Linked DNA regions of Homo sapiens: region 1 is linked to region 2. The links are chromatin loops, found by intact Hi-C in ENCODE. Cell type or tissue: PC-3. All regions are shown on one strand. Each heading gives the region's core, and the rest is flanking DNA. Links, peaks and the distances in the headings are about the cores only. Region 1 holds the start of LOC105378911 (a long non-coding RNA gene). Region 2 has its middle 39 kb from the start of LINC01357.

Region 1 (8,000 bases), core at 1-8,000, 60 kb before region 2:
ATTAATAAGGAAACCCTCATTAATATAATTTGAATATTATAGTCCATTTTAAAGAAAACTATCAAGTTTAGAGTCAGATAAAGAATGTTGAGATGCATTTACAAGTGGATGCAAAACTCGAAGAACTGAAAAAACTGGTCAATATTTATGTGTGATAAAGTATTATCTTTTCCCTAATCTTTGCAAGGTTCATGGCAGTGACCCCTATAACAAAAGACAGATCAGCAAGATAAAAACATACATCTTTATTTAACCAAAGTTTTATTTAACCAAAGTTTAAATTTTATTTAACACAGGAGCCTTCAGAAACAAAGACCCAAAAGAACTGAAAAATCTGTGTATTTTTATGGGCAGTCATGCAGAAGTATGATCAAAAGCCAAAAGTGTATTGCAGGAAAGTTTACACTTCCCCTCTGAAAGTTTGATAATAGCATCTGCTGAAATAAATGGACAACAGGCAGATTAACAGGAGAAAAGGCTGATGAATTCATTAATATGCAAGTGCAAGAGAGTTACACAAATGAGAGTCACACAAAGTAAACTCAAAGGGCCAGATAGCTGAAGCTTAAATGCCCTCTTCATAGCAGTAAGGGAGGTGGGGGCTCTAGGCAATTTTAGAGAAAGAGTAAACGATTCTTAGGGGGAATGAATGGGCCCAAAGAACAGGCAATATCGTGTCACAAAGTTCGTCTGGGCTCTGGGTTTGGTGTCAACTCCAGTCTCCTTTCCTGTGAGTTAATCTTCTCTGTTTAATGAGATTGTAGGGAGAGGGCCCAAGACAACTGCATTCCTTCTGAAGAAACTTCCCTTGGTCAGATAAGGGAACTTCAGAGAAAGCCTCTCCCTGTGTTCTGGGAAAGGCAGAGGAGTCAGAGACAGGAGCGGGAGGGAACTGGGGGAACTTAGCAAGGCCTGTTTGTTCAGATTCTTCTTGGCATCTCTGTGTCTTTATTCCTTTTCTCCAGATATAGAGAGAACCCCTCTGAAATGAGGGCCTTATGACCTACTTCAGGAGAAGTTCAATTCAGTTTTATGGCCTGCCTCAGGGGAGAACAGTGGGAGAACAGTGGGAGAAGGCCAGAGAAACCTCCCAGCTTCTCTTGTTTTCTCGAATGCCGAGGTGCCACATTTTGGAGTAGTATGTCGTGAACCCTATCATACCAAAGGAATAGAATCAACTGCATTTCACTGTACAATTGATGCAATTTGCATTTCTTTAGAAGGAAACTGTCTTACTACCAGATTTTTACAAGTCAACTGTTATCTCTACAGAGTGGTAAAATATCCTAATCAAAGAAAAGCTAGGGGCCGGGTGTGGTGGCTCACGCCTGTAATCCCAGCACTTTGGGAGGCCAAGGTGGGCAGATCACTCGAGGTCGGGAGTTTGATACCAGCCTAGCCAACATGGTGAAACCCCGTCTCTACTAAAAATACAAAAATTTGCTGGGCATGGTGGCAGGCGCCTGTAATCCCAGCTACTTGGGAGGCTGAGGCAGGAGAATCGCTTGAACTTGGGAGGCAGAGGTTGTGGTGAGCCGAGATCACGCCATTGCACTCCAGCCTGGGCGACAAGAGTGAGACTCCGTCTCAAAAAAAAAAAAAAAAAAAAAAAAAAAAAAGACAAACTAGGAAGAGATAAAGAAAGAGATAATCTAGAAGGATGAACTATTTAGGCCAGGACTCCTACTTAATTTCAAAGTTCCACAATTTTTTCTTACAAGGACAAAAGTGGGCATTCATCTCTAATCCTTTCTCATGCCAATACTCTGGTTCTAAACCCCACATCACAGATGGGAAAGTGGAGGCTCAGCTTGTGGTGGTGGTGTCCTGTGAGCTGTCTCCTTCCAGCAGCGCCCCCACCAGGGTTTGCCTCCTGCTTCTCCCCTTCCCTCAGCTCATCCCAGCACCATAAAAATGAAGCATCCTCTGTCCTTTCTGGACACCAGAGACACCTTTTGAGGAGAAGTGGGTTTTCTGGCTTTTTCTCTGTCCCTGGCCCAGAAGCAGGACACTTATCCATATTGACTTGAGTATCTAATAAGTAGCACGTAAGTCAGAACCAACCTAATTAACAAGGGCACTTGTGTTAATAAGCACCTTTCAATCCATGCAGGGAGCTAACACACTCAGAATACAAAGGGAAGAAAAGACATTATCTTGAAATGCCTGGGCTCCCACCTAGGCTGAGCCTCATGAAGTCATTATGGGTAATTATGGGCTATTACATGCTATCACCTTGGCAAGACAACTACCCTCAATTGCCTAGAGTCACAGGTCCCTCAAGTCCGGGAAGGTAAGGGCAACTTTCTGTTTTCAGTTCTTTTCCATCCTACCTCTTGTGAGCACCCCCACCAGCCCCTCCATGCCATCATTCAGGTTTCACCCTGTTTTGTTATCCTGTTTCCTTTTGCTACTGGGAACTCCAGAAGTCTCAAAGAGCTTTCCCAATTCTCCACTCAACTCACTTTGAGCCGGTTTCTCCTTTCCAGGGAGAGTTGAGGAGGCCTATGGGGCTTGAAATGGGGAGAAGAATGGGTCCCTGAGTTGGGTAGGGCTAGACAGGAAAAGCTACAGCTTGGCTGTAGCTGAATTACAGAGGATGGGGCAGCAGGGAAAGTGGGGTGGGGCTCAGAGAGAGAGAGAGAGAGAGAGAGATGGGAAAAGGAAAAACCAGAGAAACTGAGAGCTCAGGGCAAACATTTAAAGCTTTTGCAGATCTCCTTCTAAAGGGGGTAGACCGCGTGATGGCCTCTTCAAAACTCCAGTTCAGTAAGAGAAAGGACAAAAGTGTGGGCAACCATCTCTGATCCTGGCCAAATTCTTTATGGTAGATTAAACATGGTCACAAATTATTTGCTGCTTCTCAGAGGTGGGGTTCTGTTTCCTCAACCTTTGGATCTGGCCTGCTTTTGTAACTTGCTTTGACTAGTGGCATGTAGCAAAAGGGATGCTTTGACCAGTAGAATGTAGCAGAAGGGATGTGGCATGTGTTCCAGATGGAGTGCAGGATGCACTACCCTAAAATATGGTGCCTTGACATGTGAAATAATTCGGCTGGGCATGGTGGCTCACGCCTATAATCCCAGCACTTTGGGAGGCTGAGGCGGGTGGATCACCTGAGGTCGGGAGTTCAAGACCAGCCTGACCAACATGGAGAAACACCGTCTCTACTAAAAATACAAAATTAGCTGAGCGTGGTGGCGCATGCCGGTAATCCCAGCTACGCAGGAGGCTGAAGCAGGAGAACACTTGAACTCGGTAGACAGAGGTTGCGGTGAGCCAAGATCACACCATTGCACTCCAGCCTGGGCAACAAGAGTGAAACTCCATCTCAAAAAAAAAGAATTCAAGCTGAAGAACTGAATGGACAAACAGCATGTGCAGGGGTGATTGTGCTGGGTGTGTTGCCTGATATGCAGAAAGTCAATGCACCAAGACTCCAGGTTGCAGCAGAGAAAGAGGTTTAATTGTAAGGCCACCAAATGAGATGAGAAGAAACCTCAAAACCACCTCTTCAAAGAGTTTGGGTCTAGAGACCTTAAGGGGTTTGGACGAGTAGTGGGCCAAGGTGTCGATTGTTCAAAGAGTGAAGGGTGATGTCATAGGATGGAGGTGAAGAAACTGCATTTTTTTTTTTTTGAGACAGATTCTTGTTTGTCACCCAGGCTGGAGTGCAGTGACACGATCTTAGCTCACTGCAACCTCTGCCTCCTGGGTTCAAGCCGTTCTCCTGCCTCAGCCTCCCCAGTAGCTGGGATTACAAGTGCACACCACCACGCCCAGCTAATTTTTGTATTTTTAGGGGAGACGGGGTTTCACCATGTTGGCCAGGCTGGTATCGAACTCCTGACCTCATGATCTGCCCGCCTTGGCCTCCCAAAGTGTTGGGATTACAGGCGTGAGCTACCGCGCCCAGCTGAAGAAACTGCATTCTCAGACCGACTTGGTTCCTTGGTGTGGTCTTTGGACTCATTGGCGTTAGTTCTGAAAAACATCTCAAATGAAAAGTTGTAAGGCTCCTAAAGTCAAAGTTCCTATCTACAAGAACAATAAGTAAATTCATGGTTTATGTCCTGGCCTACATGGTCCATAAGAGGCTATAGGGAAATGAGTCATAGGACAACCTGACTAATGCTTAATCTATACTTTTATCTAAAGCCTGGCATGTAATTATTGTTAACACTATGGGGAAGGTTTAACAGGGAAGGTCTCTCTGACCTTCCCCTGACTTTCTCCCATGAAGCAGGCCCTAAAAGAATTCTCTGACCTTCTTACAAAATAAGGTCATAAGACCCTATTTGCAGGGCCTCCTTCCTATACCCAGAAGAAAAGAATGAAGACGCAGAGATGCCAAGAAGCTGTGAATAAACAGGCCTTGTTAAGTTCTCTCCAGTTTGTTACCATTACTGTAGCAGGACAAGTCGCAGACAAAACTCCTAGGACACCGGATTAAAGAAGGAAGAGGTTTTTATTGGGCTGGGAGTGTCAGCAGACTCGCGTCTTAAGAGCTGAGCTCCCCAAAAAAGAAATTCCTAGCCCTTTTAAGGGCTTACAACTCTAAGGGGTCCACGTGAAAAGGTCGTAATAGATCAAGTAAGTGTGAGGAACGTGACTAGGGGCTACATACATCAGCTAACAGAACAAAAAGTTTTACAGTGCTTTCACATACAATGTCTGGAATTTACAGATAACACTAGTAGTTTTGGTCAGGGGTTAATATTATTATTATTATTATTATTCTTTTAACCACCAGGGCCAGGTGGTGGCGCCAAGGTCGTCTAGTTATTTATCTTATTTCTGTTTCTTTCCAACTTTTTGCTTTCTCCCTTTTCTCCTGTCTTATAAACTAGGGAAAAGGGGAGGTTGGGGAGAAGCTGGGAAGGACAACAGGAGAAGTGGTGGTCTCATTCTATTAGATCATACCCACTTTTGTCCAATCATACTGTATGATAGTCCACTCTACACGAACCTAAGCATAAAAATACCGTTTTTTTTCTGTTTCTTTGGGTCTTCATTTCCTTATTAAGTCTCTCATATGATGTAAAACTTATTAAATAAATTTGTATGCTTTTCTCTTGTATTTAATATTTTGTTATAGGGATCTCTGCCACAAACCTAGGGTGATACTAGATAAAGATGCTAATTTTCTCCCCTACAGTGACTTTAGAGATTAGGACCTAAAGGCTTGGTGGCTTCCCTCTCACTGTCTCCTGGATCTCTCATTCTGGTGGGAGTTAGGCGCCATGTCATGAGGACATTCAAGGAGCCCTCTGGGGAGTTCCCATTGTGAGGAGCTGAGGCTTCCTGACAACAACCAACACCAACTCGCCAGGAGAGGAGAAGAGCAGAAGACAAGGGAAGCAGGTAAAAAGAAAGGGGGTGATGAGTGGAGAACATTGAGTAAGGCTTTGTGCAAAATTGTAGCTGTCAGATTTGGAATCCCCCAGGTTCTCCTTTAGAGGCCTCTTTAACTCAAGGTACACAAGGCCTCAAACTCTTTTTAAAAAAAAAAAATTATTTTTTTTTATTTCAGGGCCGGGCAGGGTGGCTCACGCCAGTAATCCCAGCACTTTGGGAGGCTGAGGTGGGCGGATCAGGAGGTCAGGAGTTCAAGACCAGCATGGTCAACATAGTGAAACCCTGTGTCTACTAAAAATACAAAAAAAAATTAGCTGGGCGTGGTGGCGCGTGCCTGTAGTCCCAGCTACTTGGGAGGCTGAGGCAGGAGAATTGCTTGAACCCGGGAAGTGGAGGTTGCAGTGAGCTGAGATGGTGCCACTGCACTCCAGCTTGGACAAGAGAGTGAGACTTTGTCTCAAAAAAAAACCCAACAAAACACACACACACACACACACACACACACACACACACACACACACACAGATTAGGGAAGAAGACCCCAGCTGAGAGAGTGGCCATATTGAAGAAAGTGGATTCATCTATTAGCTCTGAGATCAAAATGCAGCTGCCTAGTGATGACAATAAAGGGAACTTGCAGTGAAAGCACTTGAGTGGTCTAAGCTGATGGAAGGATGGGAAGAGTGGTAAGAGGCCGGGGATGCCAGCAATCTCTAAGGATAAGAATGAGAAGCCACGGCTGGGCGTGGTGGCTCACATCTGTAATCCCAGCACTTTGGGAGGCCGAGACAGGTGGATCACGAGGTCAGGAGATCGAGACCATCCCGGCCAACATGGTGAAACCCTGTCTCTACTAAAAATACAAAAATTAGCCAGGTGGGGTGGCACATACCTGTAATCCCAGCTACTCAAGAGGCTGAGGCAGGAGAATTGCTTGAACCTGGGAGGCAGAGGTTGCAGTGAGCCAAGATCATGACACTGCACTCCAGCCTGGGCGACAGGGCAAGACTCCGTCTCAAAAAAAAAAAAAAAAAGAATGAGAAGCCACTTAGGTATTCAGCTGGGCTTGGACTCAGGGAGTGAAGATAACAGAGCTATGTCTATCTTGGAAATCAGTCTCCCCATATCCACCTCCAGTCTAGGCCACAGAGGATACAGGTAGGCCTTAGTGGAACTAAGTGACACTGCCCTTCCTTTGAAATCTAATCTAAGATTTGCGTCTCATGGTACTGTATTTAGGGTGGGCAGTGAGGGAAATTTCAAGGTGTGGGAAAGGTAAGAGAGTGTGCAGCCGGGCATGGTGGCTCACGCCTGTAATCCTAGCACTTTGGGAGGCTAAGGTGGGAGGATCACTTGAGGTCAGGAGTTCGAGGCCAACCTGGCCATCATGGTGAAACCCCGTCTCTACTAAAAATACAAAAATTAGTCGGGCCTGGTGGCATGCACCTGTAGTCCCACCTACTTGAGAGACTGAGGCAGGAGAATCACTTGAACCCAGGAGGCAGAGGATCCAGTGAGCCCAGGCTGTACTCCAGCCTGGGCAACAGAAGGAGACTCTGTTTAAAAAAAAAAAAAAAAAGAGAGAGAGAATGTGGGTATATGGGTGATGAGAAGCCTCAGCTATTCATTTGTCTGTCTAGAGAGTTCCCCATCAGGGCATAGGAGAGAAAAAAGTATTGTCTTCCTCACCCATTGCTAGGTTCACAGATGACACCCCATAACAAAACGCAGATTAATAAGAGGAAAGCATAACAAATTTAACAAGGTTTTATAAGACATAAGAGCCTTCAGAAATGAAGACCCAAAGACCCAGGGAAAATTGTGTTTTTTTAAATGCTAAGTCTGCTGAAAGAAGTAGATGATTGTGGAGAACATGACTGGACAAAGGGTATGATCTAATGGTAATAAACTGGGGTAGGGGAAGTAGGGGAAATATGACAAGATCTGTTTGTTCAGATTGTTCTTGGCCACTCTGAGTAGCATTCCTTTCTGCTGAGTAGCATTCCTTTTCTCTGAGTATGGGGCTGGGCCAGCCTGGAATGAGGGTCTTATGTCCTGCTTTCAGGTGAGGTAGGTTAAATAATTCCTTTATGAAAGCACTGTGCATGAGAAAGCGGGGGGAGGTCAACGTGATCTTGCTTCTTTAGTTTTCTTAATTGCCAAGGTGCCATATTTTGGGGTGTCATGTTCTGAGTCCCATAAGGGGCAGGATTACCTTCAGGTGAGGAAACATAAAATTTTAGGAGGCACACACTCTCAAGATCATATAAGCGCAAGATGGGTCCTTGAGAATGAAAGCCTCACTTGCCTCACCCTTGTCCAAACCTTGATCTCTACACCAACTCTTCTTTGGCTCTAATCATGTCTTAAAAATTAACAAAAAAAATGGCCGGGCGCAGTGGCTGACACCTGTAATCCCAGCACTTTGGGAGGCCGAGGCGGGAAGATAACCTGAGGTCAGGAGTTCAAGACCAGCCTGGCCAACATGGTGAAACCCTGTCTCTACTAAAAAATACAAAAATTAGCTGGGTGTGGTGGAAGGTGACTTAATCCCAGCTACTTGGGGGGCAGATACAGGAGAATCGTTTGAACCCGGGAGGTGGAGGTTGCAGTGAGCCGAGCTCAAGTCATTGCACTCAAAC
Region 2 (9,573 bases), core at 1,574-9,573:
GTCAGCGAAGGGAGATAGGGGTGGGGCTATTTTATAGAATTTGGGTAGGTAAAGGAAAATTACAGTCAAAGGGGGTTGTTCTCTGGTGTGCAGGAGTGGGGGGTCACAAGGTAATGTCATCAGTTAAGGCAGGGACTGGCCATTTTCACTTCTTTTGTGGTGGAATGTCATCAGTTAAGGCAGGAACCGGCCATCTGGATGTGTACGTGCAGGTCATAGGGGATATGATGGCTTAGCCTGGGCTCAGAGGCCTGACATTCCTGTCTTCTTATATTAATAAGAAAAATAACATAAAATAGTGTTGAAGTGTTGGGGCAGCAAAAATTTTGGTGGGCGTGGTATGGAGAGATAATCGTCGATGTTTCTCAGGGCTGCTTTGAGCGGGAGTGGGGGTGGCGTGGGAACCTAGAGTGGGAGAGATTAAGCTGAAGGAAGATTTTGTGGTAAGGGGTGATATTGTGGGGTTGTGAGAAGAAACATTGTCATATAGAATGATTGGTGATGGCCTGGATGTGGTTTTGTATGAATTGAAAAACTAAATGGAAGACACAAGGTCCGAATAAGAGAAGGAGAAAAACCGGTATTAAAGGGCTAAGAATTGGGAGGACCCAGGACATCCAATTAGAGAGTGCCCAAGGAGGTTTAGCATAGCCCTGCCAGCAAAGATTATTTATTTACTTTAAGTGGGAGTGGCCTGTAATCCCAGCACTTTGGGAGGCTGAGGCAGGCGGATCACGAGGTCAGGAGATCGAGACCATCCTGGCTAATGCAGTGAAACCCCATCTCTACTAAAAATACAAAAAATTAGCCGGGCGTGGTGGCATGTGCCTGTAGTCCCAGCTACTCGGGAGGCTGAGGCAGGAGAATGGCATGAACCCGGGAGGCAGAGCTTGCAGTGAGCTGAGATCGCGCCACTGCACTCCAGCCTGGGTGACAGAGCGAGACTCTATCTCAAAAAAAAAAAAAAGAGTGGCGCTTTGGGGATAGCACCAGGAGATATCAGCTGTGATGGCTTGGAGAAACAGTGTAAACAGGCACTGTAAACAAGAGCAGGGCATTTATGAGTAGTTGATAATGGTGAATAGGAGTATGACTAGACAGAAGACAGTAGGGATGACAAGTTTTTTGGGGCGCAGTTCAAGTTGGTCTGGTGTCTGGAATGAGACTGGGGCCTAATAAAACGAGAGTCTATTACAGAAGCTCAAATGGGCTGTAACTTGTAGCATTCCGAGGACAGGCCCGAATTCTGAGAAGGGAAAGTGGTAAAAGTATTGTCAAGTCCTTTTTAAGTTTGTAGCTGAGCTTTGTGAGATGTGTTTTAAAAAGACCATCAGTTCACTGAATACCAAGAGCCTGAGAAACTGCTTGGGTGATTTGACTAATAAAGGCCTGTCCATTATCAGACTGTATAGAGGTGGGAAGGCTAAACCGAGGAATTATGTCTGACAGAAGAGAAGAAATGACTGTGGTGACCTTCTCAGACCCTGTGGGAAAGGCCTCTACCCATCCAGTGAAAGTGTCTACCCAGACCAAGAGGTATTTTAGTTTCCTGACTCGGAGCATGTGAGTAAAGTCAATTTGCCAGTCCTGGGAGAGGGCAAATCCCCAAGCTTGATGTGTAGGGAAGCGGGGGGCAGGGGCGGGGGTCCTGAATAATCCCTGAGGAGTAGTAGAATAGCAGCTGGAACACTGAGAAGTGATTTCCTTGAGGATAGATTTCCATGATGGAAAGGAAATGAGAGGTTCTGAGAGGCGGGCTAGCGGCTTGTACTACAGCATAGCCTGCCTTTGCTGGTGAGTGGCGATTAGGCCTGGTGGAACTGCCATCAATAAACCAAGCGTGATCAGGGTGAGGAACAGGAAAGAAGGAAATATGGGGAAATGGGGTGAATGTCAGGTGGATCAGAGTGATACAGTCATGGGGGTCAGGCGTAATATCAGGAATAATGTGGGAAGCCAGATTAAGTCCGGGCCAGGAACAATGGTAATTGTGGGAGACTCAACAAAGAGTGAGTACAGCTGAAGAAGCCAGGGAGCAGAAAGTATACCCATCAGGTGTGAGGAAGAAAATAGATTTTGGAAGTTATGAGAACTGTAGAGAGTGAATTGAGCATAGTATGTGATTTTTACGGCCTCTAAAAGTATTAAAGCAGTGGCAGCCGCTGCACGCAGACATGAGGGCTAGGGTAAAACAGTAAGGTCAAGTTGTTTGGACAGAAAGCTACAGGGCACGGTCCCGGCTCTTGTGTAAGAATTCTGACTGCACTAACCATGCCTAGCAAGGAAAGGAGTTGTTTTGTAGAAGGGATTGAGATTTGGGAGATTAGTCGGACACGATCAGCAGGGAGAACACATGTGTTTTTGTGAGAATTATGCCGAGATAGGTAACAGATGGGGAAGAAATTTGGGCTTGACTGAAGTAATGGGGGGGGGGTGCTCTCTGTGAAGCCTTGAGGCAGTACAGCCCAGGTAATTTGCTGAGTCTGATGGGTGTCAGGGTCAGTCCAAGTGAAAGCAAAGAGAGGCTGGGATGAAGGGTGCAAAGGAATAGTAAAGAAAGCATGTTTGAGATCTGGAACAGAATAATGGGTTGTGGAGGGAGGTATTGAGGATAGGAGAGTATATGGGTTTGGCACCACGGGGTGGATAGGCAAAACAATTTGGTTGATAAGGCGTAGACCCTGAACTAACCTGTAAGACTTGTCCAGTTTTTGGACAGGTAAAATGGGGTAATTGTAAGGAGAGTTTAAAAGGCCGTGCCGTAACAGGCAAGTGATAACAGGCTTTAATCTTTTTAAAGTGGGCTGTGGGATCGGATATTGGCATTGAGTGGGGTAAGGGTGATTAGGTTTTAATGGGATGGTAAGGGGTGCGTAATCGGTCACCAAGGAGGGAGTAAAGGTGTCTTATACCTATGGATTGAGGTGGGGAGATACAAGGGGAGGATGTGAAGGAGGCTTTGAACTGGGGGAAAAGGCGGCAATGAGGTGTGGCTGTAGCCCAGGAATAGTCAGGGAAGCAGGTAATTTAGTTAAAATGTCTCAACCTAATAAGGGAACTGGGCAGGTGAGGATAACTAAAAAGAAGTGCTTAAAATAATATTGTCTAAGTTGGCACCAGAGTTGGGGAGTTTTAAGATGTTTAGAAGCCTGGCATTCAATACCCACAACAGTTATGGAGTCAAGGGAAACAGGCCCTTGAAAAGAAGGTAATATGGAGTGGGTAGCCTCCGTATTGATTAAGAAGGGGACGGACTTCTTAAGTCCATCCTCCACTATGAGAGTTACCTAAAGCTTCTGTGATCATCCTGTAGGCTTCTGAGGTGATCGGTCAGCGTCAGTCTTCAGCCGCTAAGCCGAGAAGATCTGGGAAGGAGTCAGAGAGCCTTGGGCCAGAGTTCCAGGGGCTCTGGGAGTGGCTGCCGGGCAAGTTGGACAGTCCAATTTCCAGTGGGGTCCCGCACAGATGGGACACAGCTTAGGAGGAATTCCGGGCTGTGGGCTTTCCTTGGCCGAGTGGCCAGATTTCCGGCACTTGTAGCAAGCTCCTGGGGGAGGAGGTTCTGGAGGAACCCCTGGCAGCTGCCGTTCGGGCGTTTGGAGTTCTTGTGTGCTGGAGATGTGGCTGGGGTTTGTCTCACAGTGGAGGCAAGGAATTGCAACTCAGAAATACATTGCTACTTAGCTGCCTTTACTCTATTATTACACACCTTGAAGGCGAGGTTAATTAAGTCCTGTCGTGGGGTTTGAGGGCTGGAATTTAATTTTTGGAGTTTTATTTAATGCCGGGAGTGGATTGGGTAATAAAATGTATTTTGAGAATAAGACGGCCTTTTGACCTTTCAGGGTCTAGGGCTGTAAAGCATCTCAGGGTTGCTGCCAAGCGAGCCATGAACTGAGCTGGGTTTTTATATTCGATGAAAAAGAGCCTAAACGCTAACTGATTTGGGATAGATCGGATAAAGAAAAAGGAGCATTATTAACCTTGACTATGCCTTTAGCTCCAGCCAACTTTTTATGAGGAAATTGCTGGGCAGGTGGGGGAGGTCTAGTCGAGGAACGAAACTGTAAGCCGGACCGGGTGTGAGGAGGGGAGGTGATAAAAGGATTATAGGGTGGGGGAGCAGAGGCTAAAGAAGAATTGGGACCTAGCTCAGCCTGGTGAGGAGCAGCCTGGGGAGGAGGGGAGAGGTCAGATGGGTCTGTAGAAAAGAAAGAAAGACTCGGCGACGCTTGGAGTTGGGACTGAGAGCACAGGCGAGAGGGAAAGAAGGAGGATTTCGGATGAGTCGCATTGGGAACAGAGACTAGGGAGAGAACAATGTGTAAAAGAATGCCTGGACGTCAGGCACTTCAGACCATTTGCCCATTTTTTGACAAAAATTATCTAGGTCTCGTAGGATGGAGAAATCAAAAGTGCCATTTTCTGGACATTTAGAACCATTTTCGAGTTTGTATTGGGGCCAAGCAGTGTTGCAGAAGAAAATAAGGCGTTTAAGTTTTAGGTCAGGCGAGAGTTGAAGAGGTTTTAAGTTCTTGAGAACACAGGCTAAGGGAGAAGAAGGGGGAATGGAGGGCGGAAGGTTGCCCATGGTGAAGGAGGTAAGTTTAAAGAGAAGGGTAAAGACACAGAGAAGGGAGGTGGGGAGCAGCCCTGGGCTGCAACATGGGGGAGCAGCCAAAGCAGGAGTCCCCGCAACTGACTTGCCACCAAGGGAATGTGGGTGAATGACCAAGGCAGGCGTCCCCACGGTGATCAGACACCAGTGAAATGTGGGTGAATAATCAGAGAGGTGTCCCTGCAGTGATTAAACACCAAGGGAAGGCTGCCTTCCCGAGTCCGTGACCGGCGCCAGAGTTTTGGGTCCACAGATAAAATGTGTCTCCTTTGTCTCTATCAGAAAATGAAAGGAATTGAAATTAAGAGAAGGGAGAGATTGAAGGGTGGCGCCAAGATTGAAAGGAGAAAGAGATTGAGGGACAGTGAGAGGTTGGAGAAGAGAGTAAAGAGAGGCCGCTTACCCAATTTAAAATTGGTGAGATGTTCCTTGGGTTGATCGGTCTGAGGACCCGAGGTCGTAGGTGGATCTTTCTCACGGAGCAAAGAGCAGGAGGACAGGGGATTGATCTCCCAAGGGAGGTCCCCCAATCCGAGTCACGGCACCAAAATTTCACTCACGTCCGTGTGAAGAGACCACCAAACAGGATTTGTGTGAGCAACAAGGCTGTTTATTTCACCTGGGTGCAGGTGGGCTGAGTCCGAAAGGAGAGTCAGCGAAGGGAGATAGGGGTGGGGCTGTTTTATAGGATTTGGGTAGGTAAAGGAAAATTACAGTCAAAGGGGGTTGTTCTCTGGTGGGCAGGGGCGGGGGGGTCACAAGGTGCTCAGCAGGGGAGCTTTTGAGCCAGGATGAGCCAGGAGAAGGAATTTCACAAGGTAATGTCATCAGCAAAGGCAGGAACAGGCCATTTTCACTTCTTTTGTGGTGGAATGTGATCAGTTAAGGCAGGAACTGGCCATCTGGAAGTGTAAGTGCAGGTCACAGGGGATATGATGGCTTAGCTTGGGCTCAGAGGCCTGACAGTTACCCACTCACACCCTCACTGCCACCACTCACAATCAACCATAACACATGCTACCCTGCAGAGGAGACAGCCTTGACTTGCAGAGGCATGCATTCTCAGGGCTTGAAAACCGGCTCTGTCTCCAGTTGCCAGAGGGACCTCACGCTGACCTTCAAGAAACCTGGAGAGAGGGGCCAGTGTGTGGGCACACAGGACATTCCCTCCCCAGAAGGCCTTTTCTTGGTCTTCATTTCCCATCCCCTAGCCCAGATACGGCAATGTGGGGCGCCCTCGTGTGGGCAGAGAGGCCCTGCAGTCTCTTGGCAGGATCCCGGCTCCCTTTGGGCACCCACTCATCCCTCCTCCAGGCTGCCCACTCCCTGCATGTCAGGGCACCACTCATATTACTTCCAGCTGGCCTCCCTCAAACCTAGATTCTCTTTTTTCTTTTACCTCTCACTGTTTTCATTATTGATTGATTGATTGAGACATAGTCTCTCTGTGACCCAGGCTGGAATACAGTGGTACAATCATAGCTCTCTGTAGCCTGGAACTCCTGGGCTCAAGCAATCCTCCACTTCAGTCTCCTGAGTAGCTGGGACTACAGGTGTGCACCAGCATGCCAGGCTAATATCTTAAAATTTTTAAATTTTTTTTGTAGAGTTAGAGTCTCGCTATGTTGCCCAGGCTGGTCTCAAGTTCCTAGCCTCAAGCAATCTTCTCACCTCGGCCTCCCAAAGTGCTGGGATTACAGGTGTTAAGCCACCACACCCTAGACCCCCACTCATATTTTAAAGTTCAATATTCTATGCATATCAAATAATTATGTATTAATTATTTAATCTTATGTATCAAATTATCCCCAAAATGTCTTGACTTAAAATAGCAAACATCTATTACCTCACACAGTTTCCTAGGGTCAGAAATCCAGGAACAGCTTAGTTGGAAGGTTGTGGCTCAGTGTCTCGTGAGTTTCAGTCAAGATGTTGGTCAGGGCCGGGCGTGGTGGCTCACACCTGTAATCCCAGCACTTTGGAGTCTGAGGCGGGCGGATCACCTGAGGTTGGGAGTTCAAGACCAGCCTGACCAACATGGAGAAACCCCGTCTCTACTAAAAATACAAAATTAGTCAGGCGTGGTGGTGCATGCCTGTAATCCCAGCTACTCGGGAGGCTGAGGCAGGAGAATCACTTGAACCCAGGAGGCAGAGTTTGCAGTGAGCCGAGATCACGCCATTGCACTCCAGCCTGGGCAACAACAGCGAAACTCCATCTCAAAACAAACAAACAAACAAACAAACAAACAAACAAACAAACAAAAAGATGTTGGTCAGGACTGCAGTCATCTGAAGGCTGGGAAGGATTCACTTCCAAGATCACTCACACAGCTGTCCTTGGCAGACTTAATTTCTTGCCACTGGGCCCTCCCGGTAGGCTGCTAGGAACATAGCAGCTGGCTTGCCCCAGAGCGAATATGCCAAGAGACAGCAGGCAAGAGAAACCAAAATAGAAGCCATGGTGTCTTTTAGAACCTAATTTTGGAAGTGACATACTATCACCTCTGCCATATTCTATTGCTGACACAGGCCAACCCTGGTACGATGTGAGAGGGAATATGAATTCTAGGAGGGAGGAAACATTGGGGTCCTTTTCAGAAAGGAGATACCACAAAACATATTTTTAAATGTTACTTATAAAACAAAATACGATCAACACCCATGAGCCCATCACTCACGAGAACTAGAAATCATATAACTTGCATCGTCCTATATGTGCCTTTTCCTCCACCCCTCTGCCTCCCTGTGGAAGAGGTAATTGCCATTTAAATTTGTGTTTATCGTTCCCTTGCTTTTTAAAAATTTTGCCACATCGGTACATATGTCGAAACAACATTTGTTGTTAGTTTTGCATTTGGATCTTTATAGAATTGATTGGCTCCATGAGTCAGGGGTCTGAGCCCCACTTGCTCAGGGCACCCTCATTCACTCTCCAAGCTTCTATAAAATGCTTCCCTCTTATTCCCCAACTCTGGTAGCTGCTTCTTGCCTTTCTTCTTTCTGGGTGACCTCAGCATTCTTTATTTATCCATTCTCTTGTCTCTCAATCCTTTTCTCCCCAAGGCTAGCCATAGAATCCCTCTTCCCCACCAAGTCATTGAAACCAGCACCTTTTCCCCAAAGCCAGCCATAAAACCAAAAATCATTAATCTAACTTTGCCTCTGCCTTTCTGTGTAAAAACTGGTCATAAAGAAATTACCTGACCTGCCTTGTTTGACTATGGGTTATAAGACCCCCATTCCAGAGAGGGTCCTGCCCCACATTCAGAAGGAAGGAATGCAGGAATGCGTGCTCTGAGAGGCCAAGAAGAATCTAGACAGACCGGCCCTGCTGGGATTCCCCACTCAGTCTGTTAGCGTTAGATCGTACTCTTTTTGTCCAATCATACTTTTTTTTTTTTTTTTTCCTGAGACAGAGTTTCACTCATTGCCCAGGCTGGAGTGCAATAGTGCAGTCTCGGCTCACTGCAACCTCCGCCTCCTGGGTTCAAGCAAGTCTCCTGTCTCAGCCTCCTGAGTAGCTGGGATTACAGGCATGTACCACCACACCCGGCTAATGTTGTATTTTCAGTAGAGATGGGGTTTCTCCATGTTGGTCAGGCTGGTCTCGAACTCCTGACCTCAGGTGATCCGCCTGCCTTGGCCTCCCAAAGTGCTGGGCTTACAGGAATGAGCTACCATGCCTGGCTTTTTTTTTTTTTTTTTTTTTTTTGAGATGGAGTTTAGCTCTTGTTTCCCAGGCTGGAGTGCAATGGCGCAATCTCGGCTCACTGCCACCTCCGCCTCCCGGGTTCAAGGGATTCTCCTGCCTCAGCCTCTGGAGTAGCTGGGATTGCAGGCATGTGCCACCATGCCCAGCTAATTTTGTATTTTTAGTAGAGACGGGGTTTCTCCATGTTGGTCAGGCCCAGTCTTGAACTCCCGACCTCAGGTGATCCACCAACCTGGCCTCCCAAAGTGCTGGGATTACAGGTGTGAGCCACCGTGCCCAGCCTGTCCAGTCACATTTCTACATAGCTGTCCATACTTTGTTGAACCTCAGCATAAAAATGGACAATTTCCTCTGTATCTTTTGGGTCTTTATTCTGAAGTCTGCCATGTACACATTAAATCTGTTTGTCTACTTTTTCTCTCACTAATCTGCCTCTTGTCAGTGATTTTCAGCAAAACTTCAAAGGACGAAGGGGAAATGTTCCCTTGTCCCTGCAATTTGTACAAACACTGTTAATCCGTATCCTCTCCCTGAGGCTTGTGTGGCCAGGAGGTGAACCCAGGGGCCTGGGAGAGGAAGGCACAGAGGCTGGCAGTGGGAGGGCCCTCACACCCATGATGCCAGTGCAGTTCAGCCACAGGTGCTTTTGTTCCCCAGGGAAGTATTCAGCTGGCCCCTCCTGAGGAAGGCTCACTTAGACAGGAACACTTTTGCACCCGGCTGCTTCTGTTGGTCCAGGGAAGACCCTGTATGCCCTCCTCATGGTAAGGATTTCATGTTGTAAGGACTTTGTCAGCACCCTGCTGCACACAACAGATGTTGGCAGAGCTTCTTTCCTTTCTCTGCCCCCACTTTCACCAAGCCAGTTCTTTTGGAAGGTGGAAATAAATGAAAGAAACAAACTCCCAGGCAAGTCGCAGTGCTCTGATCGCCGTCCTTATGAACAGAGCATTAATTAGTTGCTCACTCGCAGAAAGGAAAAGTTAATTACCTACCATGGAAACTTTAAAAAGAAAAAAAGGAAACATGAGTTTAAATTTTAATTAGGGCCCTTGCATGGTGGGAATAGAAAGGAGCTGGTTCTAATTGTGGGCATTTAAGGCAAGAGCCTTTTGTCCCTTTGTGCACCTCCTGTGCTCACCACCTCCCCACCAGACCTCCAGCCTGAACCTCCTCTCAGAATAGGCAGAGAAAATGAATGTGGAGGGGCCAGAGCACCCCCACTAGGACTCTGGTCATTG

What was found. Hi-C counts contacts between places; a loop is a spot of excess contacts. Peaks named below come from ENCODE experiments on the same cell type or tissue, not always from the same donor. Only the 100,000 strongest peaks of a DNase experiment are listed, where the experiment ranks them.
Region 1: a loop joins it to region 2, with 13 times the contacts of the local background. A loop is called at or near these places in 9 of 110 quality-filtered maps.

What each region holds. Positions count from the first base shown.
Region 1 is chr1:112,865,652-112,873,651 of GRCh38, reverse strand. The region is part of intron 1 of LINC01357 (long intergenic non-protein coding RNA 1357); the gene reads right to left. It overlaps LOC105378911 (a long non-coding RNA gene), which reads left to right and starts at 5,268. Exons shown (of 3, transcript XR_001738192.2): 1 at 5,268-5,364. RefSeq lists silencers at 4,011-4,305, 7,899-8,000 and an enhancer at 7,322-7,831. In PC-3, for the core only: a CTCF peak has its summit at 4,777 (motif pointing right); DNase peaks (open chromatin) are centred at 4,081 and 7,331; H3K27ac peaks cover 2,982 bases.
Region 2 is chr1:112,805,677-112,815,249 of GRCh38, reverse strand. No RefSeq gene overlaps it. Among named protein-coding and RNA genes, the nearest start is that of LINC01357, 39 kb to the left of the region's middle. RefSeq lists enhancers at 5,581-5,860, 5,576-6,097. In PC-3, for the core only: a CTCF peak has its summit at 5,854 (motif pointing left); a DNase peak (open chromatin) is centred at 5,859.